Linked DNA regions of Homo sapiens: region 1 is linked to region 2. A link is a contact called in ENCODE Hi-C or POLR2A ChIA-PET data. All regions are on one chromosome and are shown on one strand. The core of a region is the stretch at or near the end of the contact, and the rest is flanking DNA. Distances in the headings are between cores, read along the strand shown.

Region 1 (5,118 bases), core at 2,124-4,623, 120 kb after region 2:
GGCTACCCAGCAGTCCTTCAATAACATATCCAGTCTCTCCCTTTCTATTCTACTGCTGTCACCCTGGTTGGATGTCCATGACCTAGCACCCAATCCAGACCACTGAAAGAGTGTCATTCCTTACCCTTTCTGCCACTCAAAGTCAAAAACTTTTCAATGGGTCTCCATTGCTTGCTGAAATATCGTTATCTGCTGCCCTTCTTCAGAGTCTTTCCCAATATGGCCTCTTTCTAATTTTATATTCTGTTATCCCGAAAACACTAGTCCTTGAAAAGGCTCCTACACTTTCCACTTCTGATCACTTTTCTCTGCCTGGAAGCCCTCATAATTCCATTCCCCTCACTCCACCCTAATTTAAAGTCCATCTGAATTAAGTCAAAAAGCCTTTCTTGGTCATACCTCCTTAGCATTTCATAACACTTGGCACCTCTCCTATGGCATACATTATACCTTATGTTATACATGAGCACTCCTATAATTGACAAGATCCTCAAGAGCTTCTTACTCCTCTTCTGATGCCTGCAATGCCTAGCCCAGTGTTAAGTAGAGAACTAAGCATTAGATATGAGCTGCCCCAAATGTTTCCCACTTAGAAAGCAATGGAGGACTGTGTTTTCAGACAATCCCAAACTCCCTTAAGGGAATTAAGCACATATTCTCCTTTTGTCTCATATTTCTATGTCTTAGACCAATTTTTAAGTAAATTGCCTTCAAGATATCTAGACTGCTATTTAGTATACATAACTGTAAGAGTTCTGCTCCAGGGAGTTCCAACTTGTAACTGAACCCTGAATATTTAAGCTCTCTCTTTATGCCAAAAGACAATGGAAATTTATTTTTTGAATGTTAATAAAATTGAGCAAAACATAAAAATAACTTGCACTGAATTAAACATGTTTGAAGTAAAGATTCATTAATGCTAATGTGTCTGTCCTAAAAATTACATTTCAAGTTCTAAAGTCTTTGTGTACCCATTAAAAAGATTGAAAGTTTTATTTCAACTCTTTCTCACCTCAAAGACAAACTAAAATAGAACAGAGAAGGCTTTTCCTTAATTTTATTTAGATCCTAACTTGAAGGTATACTTTGTTATTTCTTCAAAAGGAGCAAAAAGAGTATGATTAATGAGCATGTTCTGACCAGATCTCTAAGTCCTACTCCAAAGCTGTAACAGGAGAGTACCATAGACCACACTACCAGCACCCTTCGTTAGCAGACCACAGGCTTTGTTTTGTATCTCCCTGAGCTAAGAATGGCTTTACATTTTTGTGTTTTGTAAACACAAGAAGAAGAATATGCAACAGAGAGCATATGTGGCCAGCAAAGCCCAAAATATTTACTATTTGTCCCTTTTCAACAGGATGAATTTGGGACTCCTCGTTGCCCTTCACTGGCACGTAAGACATCCCACCTTTAAAAAAGCAATGTAAAACACAAGACCATTTAAAAAGATCGAACTCGTTCAACTTAGTCATAGTTAATGCAGACTTAACTTCTAAAACAGAGACCTGTGTGTGGACATTTTTATTCTTCACAGAATTTTTGTTGGAAGAAACTTGCCTTCATTCTGTGGATGAACATACTTATGCTTGAAAATGGAAAGTGCCTGACCCAAAGTCACACTGCTGGTTAACAGCAGAGTAGGGTCAAGGACCCAGCCTTCAAAACCCTGGTCCAATGCTTTGCAGTCCACTACATACACCTATACATGTGGCTTTAAATTTTGGAGATGTGGATAACTAGCTTGGATCAATATAAAAGATGAAAGCTTAAAACCTGTTCCTAACATACTGTTTAGACAGACTCCTACTAGCAGCTATGAATCATTAAACAGAGTAGCATTAATGCTCACCACATACATTAGATAAGAACTTCTAGGAAGTCCTCTGTTTCAAAAGCAGATATGATAAAAAAAGGCTTTAAACCTACAGGGTTTGCTCCTCCAGGGCTTCAGATTAGGGCAAATAACGCACTTCTGCCTACCAGCTGTTCAATACTCATCTCCCAACCCAAATCCACAAGTTCCACAAATGCTTTCGAATGCCTGTTGAAAAACATTGTTCAGTCTCATCACATACACACGTTCTACAGATAATTACAACTTCTTGTATGCCTACTTGTAAAACTACTAAGTAGTTCACATTTTAAAAAATTTCCCTAAGAATTTTGCTTCCTTTAAAAAAACTGCTTCTTCGATTCCTAAATCTATAGAACTCACTTTATCACGTCTTCTCGGTTAATCCAAGAATTAAAAAAACCATTTTGCCCATACTGATAACTTTACTACTCTGCAGGATCCGAAAAGCTCTCTATATGCCAGGTTCTAGGATTCACACACATTAACAACCTAAGATCCTTCAAGTGAGATAGCTCTTGCAGTACAGAGCACAGATTCTCAGGGTCGTGGGGGATACCGGCTGAGGCTCTTCAGACCCCCACCACAGGAGTTCCGTCCTCTAAGGGCAACCCCCTCCCCCTTGGCCGCGGCGCGAGTCCAGGCCTCCCGGGCACCTGCGGCCCCTGCCCGCTGCGGGGACCCCCCGAGGAACCAGCCCCCCGCCGGGCCCCAAGGAATCGGCGCCCACTCCCACTCCTGGAGGCCAGTGACTGCAGGCCTAAGCCGCCCGCCGGCCCCGGGACGCGACGTTACCTGTAGGACCACGTCGTTCGGCAGCTGCGCGGCCCGGAACAGCTCCAGCACCCGCCCGTTGACCACCACCTTCTTGGTGCTCTCAATGTCGCAGTAGGAGAAGAGATCTGAATAGTATTTCTGCTCCGCATCGCTCAGCGTTAAGCCTTCCATCTTCGCCTCCGGCTCACGGCCGCCCCGCCCCGCATGCACTACTCGGGGCCCGGCCCCAGGAACCTGGGCCGGCAGGGGCTGCGCGTGGCCCGGCCTCCTGCTAGCTTCCCGAAAACGCCGGCCCCGGCCTCACACGCGCCAGGTGCGCCCGAGCAACAGGGCCCGGAGGTCGCGAGGAGGGGGCCCGGCTGCGCTCGCCGCGCCGCTGCCTGCGAGGCCCGGCGCGCGGCTGCGGCTGCGGCTGCGACTACGGCTCCGGCTCCGGCTCCGGCTCCGGCCGCGGGGAGGGTGCAGAGAAAGAGGCGGGGGCCGCGGAGGCGCGAGGCACTGGCGGACTCCGCCCCCGCCGCGGGTTCGAGTCTCCCCGGCTCCCTGCCGATTCCCCCAGACTTCCCGCCTCGGCTTCCCCTTCCGTCCACGCCTCCGGAGCGGCAGCGCTTCCCGGAAAGTTGTGGGGCTTCGAACCTAAAGTTTCGGGGGATCTGGGCTGAGCGTGGCCGCCGCTCCGCCTCCCTCCGCCGCCATTTACAGTGCCCCGGCCCGGCCCCGACGCGCCCGCACCAACAGTGACAGCGGCGGCCGCGCTCCAGACCCGGATGTGAGGCCGGGAGGAGAGAGCGCGAGAGGGAGAGAGAAACACCCACCGGGCTGGCTTGGCCGCTCCCGGGAGAGGGAGGAGGCCGCAGCGCCCCCTGGTGGCCGGCGCCCGGCGGCGGGATGACCGAGCCGCCCTCTGCGCGGAGATCTCAGCAGCAAGACCCCCGGAAAGGGGGGTGCAGTGGGAAACAGCCGGCAGCTCATTAAGACCGAGATAACTAAGATCCGGGTTGCAGTTTTTATGTTTCGCAGTTTCTGGTCCTAAGCGTCTGAATAATTGGATTGAAAGGGGAGCCTTGTTCAGGTTATTATCATTCTATCTGTACCTTTTCGGTACAGATGAAGATAAATGCAGTATTTCCATCTGTTCTGAAGGGCTATGAACATCCGGGCTATGAACATCCTGGCTATCCGGGAAGCCTCCACGTAGACACCAACATTGAGGCTTCATCTCACTCGTGCTTCAAGCCATGTTTACCTGAGAAACAAAATGTGCTGAATAGAGGGGAAAACTGGCAAAGTTGTCCTCTTTGTTCACCAGGTCATTCCGGTCACTGGGAACTTAATACTCTACATTTATACCTTCAACTCTATCAACTCATGTAGGCCCGGGGCTGCCCACAGGGGCTGCCTTCCGTATTTTCTCCTTTATGAAAATCATGGAGTGGCGCTCTTTTAATCTGCACCTGTCCCAGAGAGGGGATTCTTCAGCTATTTCAAGTAGAATATCTTAAGAATTTATACTTAGCAAATATAAAATACTTCAAAGACGGGAGCTAAGGCAGAATTACCCAGAGTTCTGGTTTTTATTTTGTCTTCTACAAGTTGTTTCCCAGAGTGCGGATCCTATAAATGACACATATGAGGAAATTATTACAGGTTCCCAGTCATTTATCTGTAATTGCAAAATTCAAAGCGCACTGAAAACCCAAAGACTTTTTTTTGTAACCCTTTGGAAGTAAAACCTGCCCTGCCTCATTTGGAGGCAAAATCTAAACTAAGCTTGCATGAAGCTATTTCTAGCCTTTATGGATCCCACTTAGTGTCAATATTTACTCATTTCACTCCAGGTCTTTGTAGAATGTTAATATGTACACAGTCACAGGCATTCTATTATCTTTCTATTTTTTAAGAAAGATAAGGGATTTTAGACCTGTCAATGTCTTCTGACTTGACTAGTAGTATTTGATAAAGGTAAGTATATACTATCCATTAAGCTTATTTCCCATCTCTAAGACTTTCAGTTTGCTACAGCAGCCCCTCATGTGTCCTTTCAGGGCACCTGCAGCAAGTGATCAGACCCCCCCCAGACAGCTGCCTTCCAAAGGTGTAAACAGAAAGAGCACAATGGGGTAGGGATTGGCTCACAATTGTCTTTGCATCTTTTTCTCTGCCACCTCTCCTAGGCCTTGCAGCTCTTGTCGGCCCCAGGGCCTTTGTTCCTGCCATCTAAAATAGTCCTTCCACAAACCATGGCATGGCGTATTCTCTCATATGGTTTCAGGTCCCTGCTCATATGTCACCTCCTCAGAGCAGCCTTCCTGCAACAGCTGCTGTAAAATAATCCCACCATGCACTATCCCCTTATCTGAATTCCTTTTTTTTCTCTTTTGAGACAGAGTCTCCCACTGTCACCCAGGCTGGAGTGCAGTGGCATAATCTTGGCTCACTGTAGCTTCGACCTCCCAGGCTCAGGTGATTCTCCCACCTCAGCCTCC
Region 2 (4,996 bases), core at 692-3,191:
CAAGGCAGGAGGATCACTTGAGGTCAGGAGTTCAAGACCAGCCTGGCCAACATGGTGAAACCCGGTCTCTCCTAAAACTACAAAAAAAAAAAAAAAAAAAAAAATTTAGCTGGGCGTGGTGGCAGGCACCTGTAATCCTAGCTACTCAGGAGGCTGAGGAAGGAGAATTGCTTGAACCCAGGAGGCGGAGGTTGCAGTGAGCCCAGATTGCGCCACTGCATTCCAGCCTGGGTGACAAGAGCGAGACTCCATCTCAAAATAAATAAATAAATAAAAGTTAAAAAATTAAGCAGGCATGGTGGTGCATGCCTATAGTCCCAGTTACTTGAGAAGCTGAGGTGGGAGGATCACTTGGATCAAGGCTGCAGTGAGCTATGATTTTGCCACAGCACCCCAGCCTGGGCAACAGAGTAAGATTCTGTCTCAAAAAAAAAAAAAAAAAAAAGAAACTGTGAGGACTGAGTTGTTGTTTTTAAATCACATTTCTTACATAAATCAATTACAGGGCATGTGGCCTTGTATTTACAGGGCAGTTTATGTTTGACACCATGGGTATGACCAACATTCTAAACAACCAAGATACTGCGCAAGCTCTGGCAGATGGATTGATGGAGTTGTCAAAAGAAGATTCTGTAAGTGTTTCTTTGAAGAAAGTAAACTATGAAAACCAACATTTAAATAAATTCTGTTTGCAGTTATTATTAATTTTTTTGACCAGTTTATCCCTTTCAGAGCACAGTTCCTCAGAGAAATTACATCAGTTTATAAAAATAGCCACTAAGAGATTCTGGGCCCAAGATGTGTTAAGTACACAAAACAGACAAGTAGGAAAATCTTCTAGGTTATTTAAAGTTTATTACATTGTGCCCTGTTTTCTGTCTTGTGCTTAATTTCAGTCAGAAGTGACTTTTTTTTTTTTTTAATAAAACATGTTAGTGGCTTTATATTTCACATAAACTTTACTCAACAGAGAAACCAATTCCTAGTTTCAGGAGAAATCTGAGAAAGTGTGACCCAGATGTGAAAAGATGACGGGAAAAGGGGCTAGATGAGAGAGGAAGGGAAAGAGAACACAACGGAACGGAAAGAAGCAAATCAGTAATTCGGCTGGGGATGGGTGTAGGAGAAACCCAAAGAAACAATTTCATCAGACACAGATCCAAGGTTCTCTCTCATTAAGGTCAGTCTACACTTCAGAAAACAGTGAGAAGGAGCCAGTCCACATTTCAGAAAATAGTGAGGAGAGGCCAGTCTCCAGACAGCTCTCCCAGCCCCAAAGAGGACAGCATGGCTATAGGAAAATGCAATGTGGCCAGGCGTGGTGGCTTATGCCTGTAATCCCAGCACTTTGGGAGGCCGAGGCAGGCGGATCATTTGAGATCAGGAGTTGGAGACCAGCCTGGCCAACATGGTGAAACCCCGTCTCTACTAAAAATACAAAAACTAGCCGGGCATGGTGGCGGGCACCTGTAATCCCAGCTGCTCAGGGGGCTGAGGCCAGGGAATTGTTTGAACCCAGGAGGTGAAGGTTGCAGTGAGCTGGGATCGTGCCATTGCACTCCAGCCTGGGTGACAAAGCAAGACTCTGTCTCAAAAAAAGAAAAAGAAAAGAAAAGGCAACGTGCAGCTCTCCCTCTGAGGGGAGTCGGGAATAGAATGGAGATAGGGCTGCTGTTAACATATTCAATAATCTAAATTCTCTAGTTTCCAAGGAATTCTCAAGGAGAGTCTCAAATCTTTCTCTTCCACCATCATAATTCTGCTTTGTGGGTGAATTTAACATTGTCTCTGCACACATTCTCTCTCTCCTTATTATTGAGTATCTGCTCCTGTTTCAGTGTGGCTTCCTGGGTCTGCACCAGGCATTTCTGGGCGTAGCTGTCCTGCACTGGGTGGGGGCTGCGAAGCTGCATTAGCTGTAGTTTGTCTCCTGTGAAGTCTCAGCTCTGCAGTGAGGCTCAGGCAGCCCAATGACGAAAGGCCTTTGGCGAGCCTTGCTGATAAAATGAGCAGGGATATTCACAGAGGTGCCCCCTCACTGTCTGCCAAAACACTGAAGGATTACTCAGCATGCTTGGTGTCAGTTCAGTGTACTTATTTCCACCTAATTATTTAAAAATAACCATGTATGATATAATTTGGATGGTGCTCAAACCTATAGCCTGAGGGGAACCAAATTTGAGAGCCCCAGCATGTTTTCCCAGCAATTCTGCTACTGCAGCCTCTCTCCCAGGCCTTCTTCCTCCCCCTGAAAGACAACAAGATCCTTCCTGTCCCGTTTCCTCATTTGGCCAAGGGGTTGGTGTGGGCCACTTTGGTTCCAAAGATCTTGAGAGACCCTCCCATAAAATTTTGGTGTCTTAACTGGATTGTGACAAATTGTTGAGAACCAAGAGTACATATGGTAACTGGAATATGAGATGAACTAGAAAGTCTCATGTACTGACTTGAATTGAGCACTAGTCACTCTGTTTTCTGGACATGTCAATTAATTAGGTAGAAAGCTGAAATCCCTGCTAAAAAGTGTGCTCTCTCTTCTGCTGCAGTATTGACATCTGTATTTCAGAAGAATGTTTTAAATGGGCATTTTTCTTGCGGGGGGGTTGGGCATTCTTTAGGACAAACCTCTGGAATTTTTGTCGTATTTTCTGCTGAAGAAATGTGGCAAAAAGATCAAAGATGTTGAAGGAAATGTTATTCCAACAAAATGTGACCCAAAGACAACATTCAGTTTATTCATGAAGGTAAAGTTGCTGCTGAATTTTTATGCCATTGCTTTTCTGTAGAGTTAGGCACATGTGATAAAGAAATTCATAAATCATTATATGAGCTCTACTGGGAAGCTTTAACTTGTCATTTCTCCAAAGAATTTTATTTTCATGAAGTATTACTAAAATAGGGTGTTTTGTAGTTTCATAATATGAGTAACATTTAAGCCGCTTAAAAGCATAAACTGCAACATGTTAACTTGAGTAACACTATTTGGTTGTGGGGAGAAAGGTAGAAATTTGCATTTTGCTTTGACATTTATGAGCCCTGAGAGAACTTAAGGGGAATTTTTTTTTGAGGGAGGTGAAACTAAGAATAGTTCTTTTTTTTCTTAGTTGAGATTCAAATTCATTAAAGAAAAAAATGGGTTTAAAGCGAGTTCTGGCTGGGCGCGGTGGCTCACGCTTGCAATCCCAGCACTTTGGGAGGCCCAGGCGGGCAGATCATTTGAGGTCAGGAGTTTGAGACCAGCCTGGCCAACATGGTGAAACCCCGTCTCTACTAAAAATACAAAAATTAGCTGGGCATCGTGGCATGCCTATAATCCCAGCTACTCAGGAGGCTGAGGCAGGAGAATCACTTGAACCCAGGGGGGTTCAGTGAGCCAAGGTTTGCTTGAACCCGGGGAGGTTCAGTGAGCAGAGGTTGCAGTGAGCCAAGATCGCACCACTTTACTCCACCCTGGGTGACAGAGTGAGACTCTGTCGTAAATAAATAAAACTAGTTCATCAGGCCAAAAAGAATAATTTTGCCAGTACTATATTAGGAATCCAAGCATTCTTGTTTACATGAAATAACCAGGATTCAAGAAATGCTGAGAATTACATTGTCGTTCACATAACTGATTTCTATGTAGGGGAAAATACTGTTTTAGAACCATTTTATGTCCATAGGAAAGTCACCTGTCTTTGATGTTTGAAGGCGTAGGATGGCAGTCCCTAACATAATCTCACCATGGAGGGCTGCTAGGAGTAAGAGACTTGTGAGCACCTCTAGCAGGCAAATCATTTGTTGCCCTATTAACCTGATATTCTGGAAGTATTTGTTAATGCTTCTTTAAAGGACAGTGCAGGGCAGGGCAGGAGCAGACATAGAGAACTGCTGGAGGCAGCATTCCCTCTGCCTGCTGCCCCAAATGAACTCAGCAGCACACGGCCTGCCGTCATTAAGACCCATCCTTGGCCAGGCGCAGTGGCTCACGTCTGTAATCCCAGCCCTTTGGGAGGCAGAGGTGGGTGGATCACTTGAGGCCAGGAATTTGAGACCAGCCTGGCCAACATGGTGAGACCCCGTCTCTACTAAAAATACTAAAATTAGCCAGGCATGGTGGGGCACACCTGTAGTTCCAGCTACTTGGGAGGCTGAGGCAGGAGAATCGCTGAACCAGGGAGGTAGAGGTTGTAGTGAGCCAAGATCGCGCCATTGCACTCCAGCCTGGGCCATAGAGTGAGACCCTATCTCAAAAACAAACAAACAAAAAAAAACAAAACAACAACAACAAAAAACCCTACCCTTCTGCTGTTACCATAGCACAACCCTTACTTTAATCCTCCCCTCCCCGACAAAGTGCCCAAGTGGCTTATTCTTCCCAAACACAAGCAACTCCCTGAGACAGGAGTCTTTATTTTATTTTTTAATTTTTTTTTTTGAGATGGGGCCTCGCTCTGTCACCCCATGCTGGGGTACAGTGGCACAATTATAGCTCACCATAGCCTTGAACTCCTGGGCTGAAGCCATCCTCCTGTCTCAGCCTCCCAATGTGCTGGGATTACAGGCCTGAGCCACCACGCCTGGCCATCCCAAGAGGAGTCTAAATGCCTTTCCAGGGATATCTAAGCCCTTTACAGGTTGAAGCCCTGCTTGCTGGCTGCCCTGCCCCCAAATCGGTATTTTCAGGAAACTTCTCAGGCAGAGGGCAATTCCTCATCTTTTTAGTTCCATTCTCTAAATATTTGCAGGAGCTAACCAGCTAACCACATGCTAGACCTTCTGCTAAATCCTGGGACTAGACAGCAAAGTAAGACAGTTCCTGCCTTTGTGGAGGATGAGGCTGATACACAAATAGGTGGTGCAGCATGATTAGCACCTGTTAACAGAACGCACGGGCTGGGATGGGAACCCCAGGGTGGGAACGCCAGATGGGCATTTAGTCCAGACTCCTCTTTCTGCTTCTCAGAGGCTGCTGCTTTCATTTCATTATGCCAGCCACCATCTCTTTGAAATTCTT

Evidence for each region. A loop is a pair of places that touch in the nucleus more often than their neighbours do. ChIA-PET counts read pairs that join two places held with the same protein, here RNA polymerase II (POLR2A). Pooled maps may share reads with other maps.
Region 1: a pooled map shows a loop between it and region 2 (4-fold over the local background). The contact joins the promoter of REPS1 here to the enhancer-like site in region 2. A Hi-C loop is called at or near these places in 2 of 37 single-sample maps with no recorded cell type and 6 of 50 pooled maps. POLR2A ChIA-PET finds 5 or more read pairs at or near these places in 2 of 52 experiments (OCI-LY7 and SK-N-SH).

What each region holds. Positions count from the first base shown.
Region 1 is chr6:138,984,880-138,989,997 of GRCh38, forward strand. REPS1 (RALBP1 associated Eps domain containing 1) reads right to left here and starts at 3,374. Exons shown (of 20, transcript NM_001286611.2): 1 at 2,651-3,374. The coding sequence starts at 2,803. RefSeq lists silencers at 2,876-3,175, 3,366-3,605.
Region 2 is chr6:138,867,575-138,872,570 of GRCh38, forward strand. ECT2L (epithelial cell transforming 2 like) reads left to right here. Exons shown (of 22, transcript NM_001077706.3): 13 at 529-632. Among named protein-coding and RNA genes, the nearest start is that of ECT2L, 74 kb to the left of the region's middle. Within about 2 kb of position 1,942, at least 5 of the 41 ENCODE cell types and tissues checked have a DNase peak (open chromatin) inside an H3K27ac peak, as active enhancers do.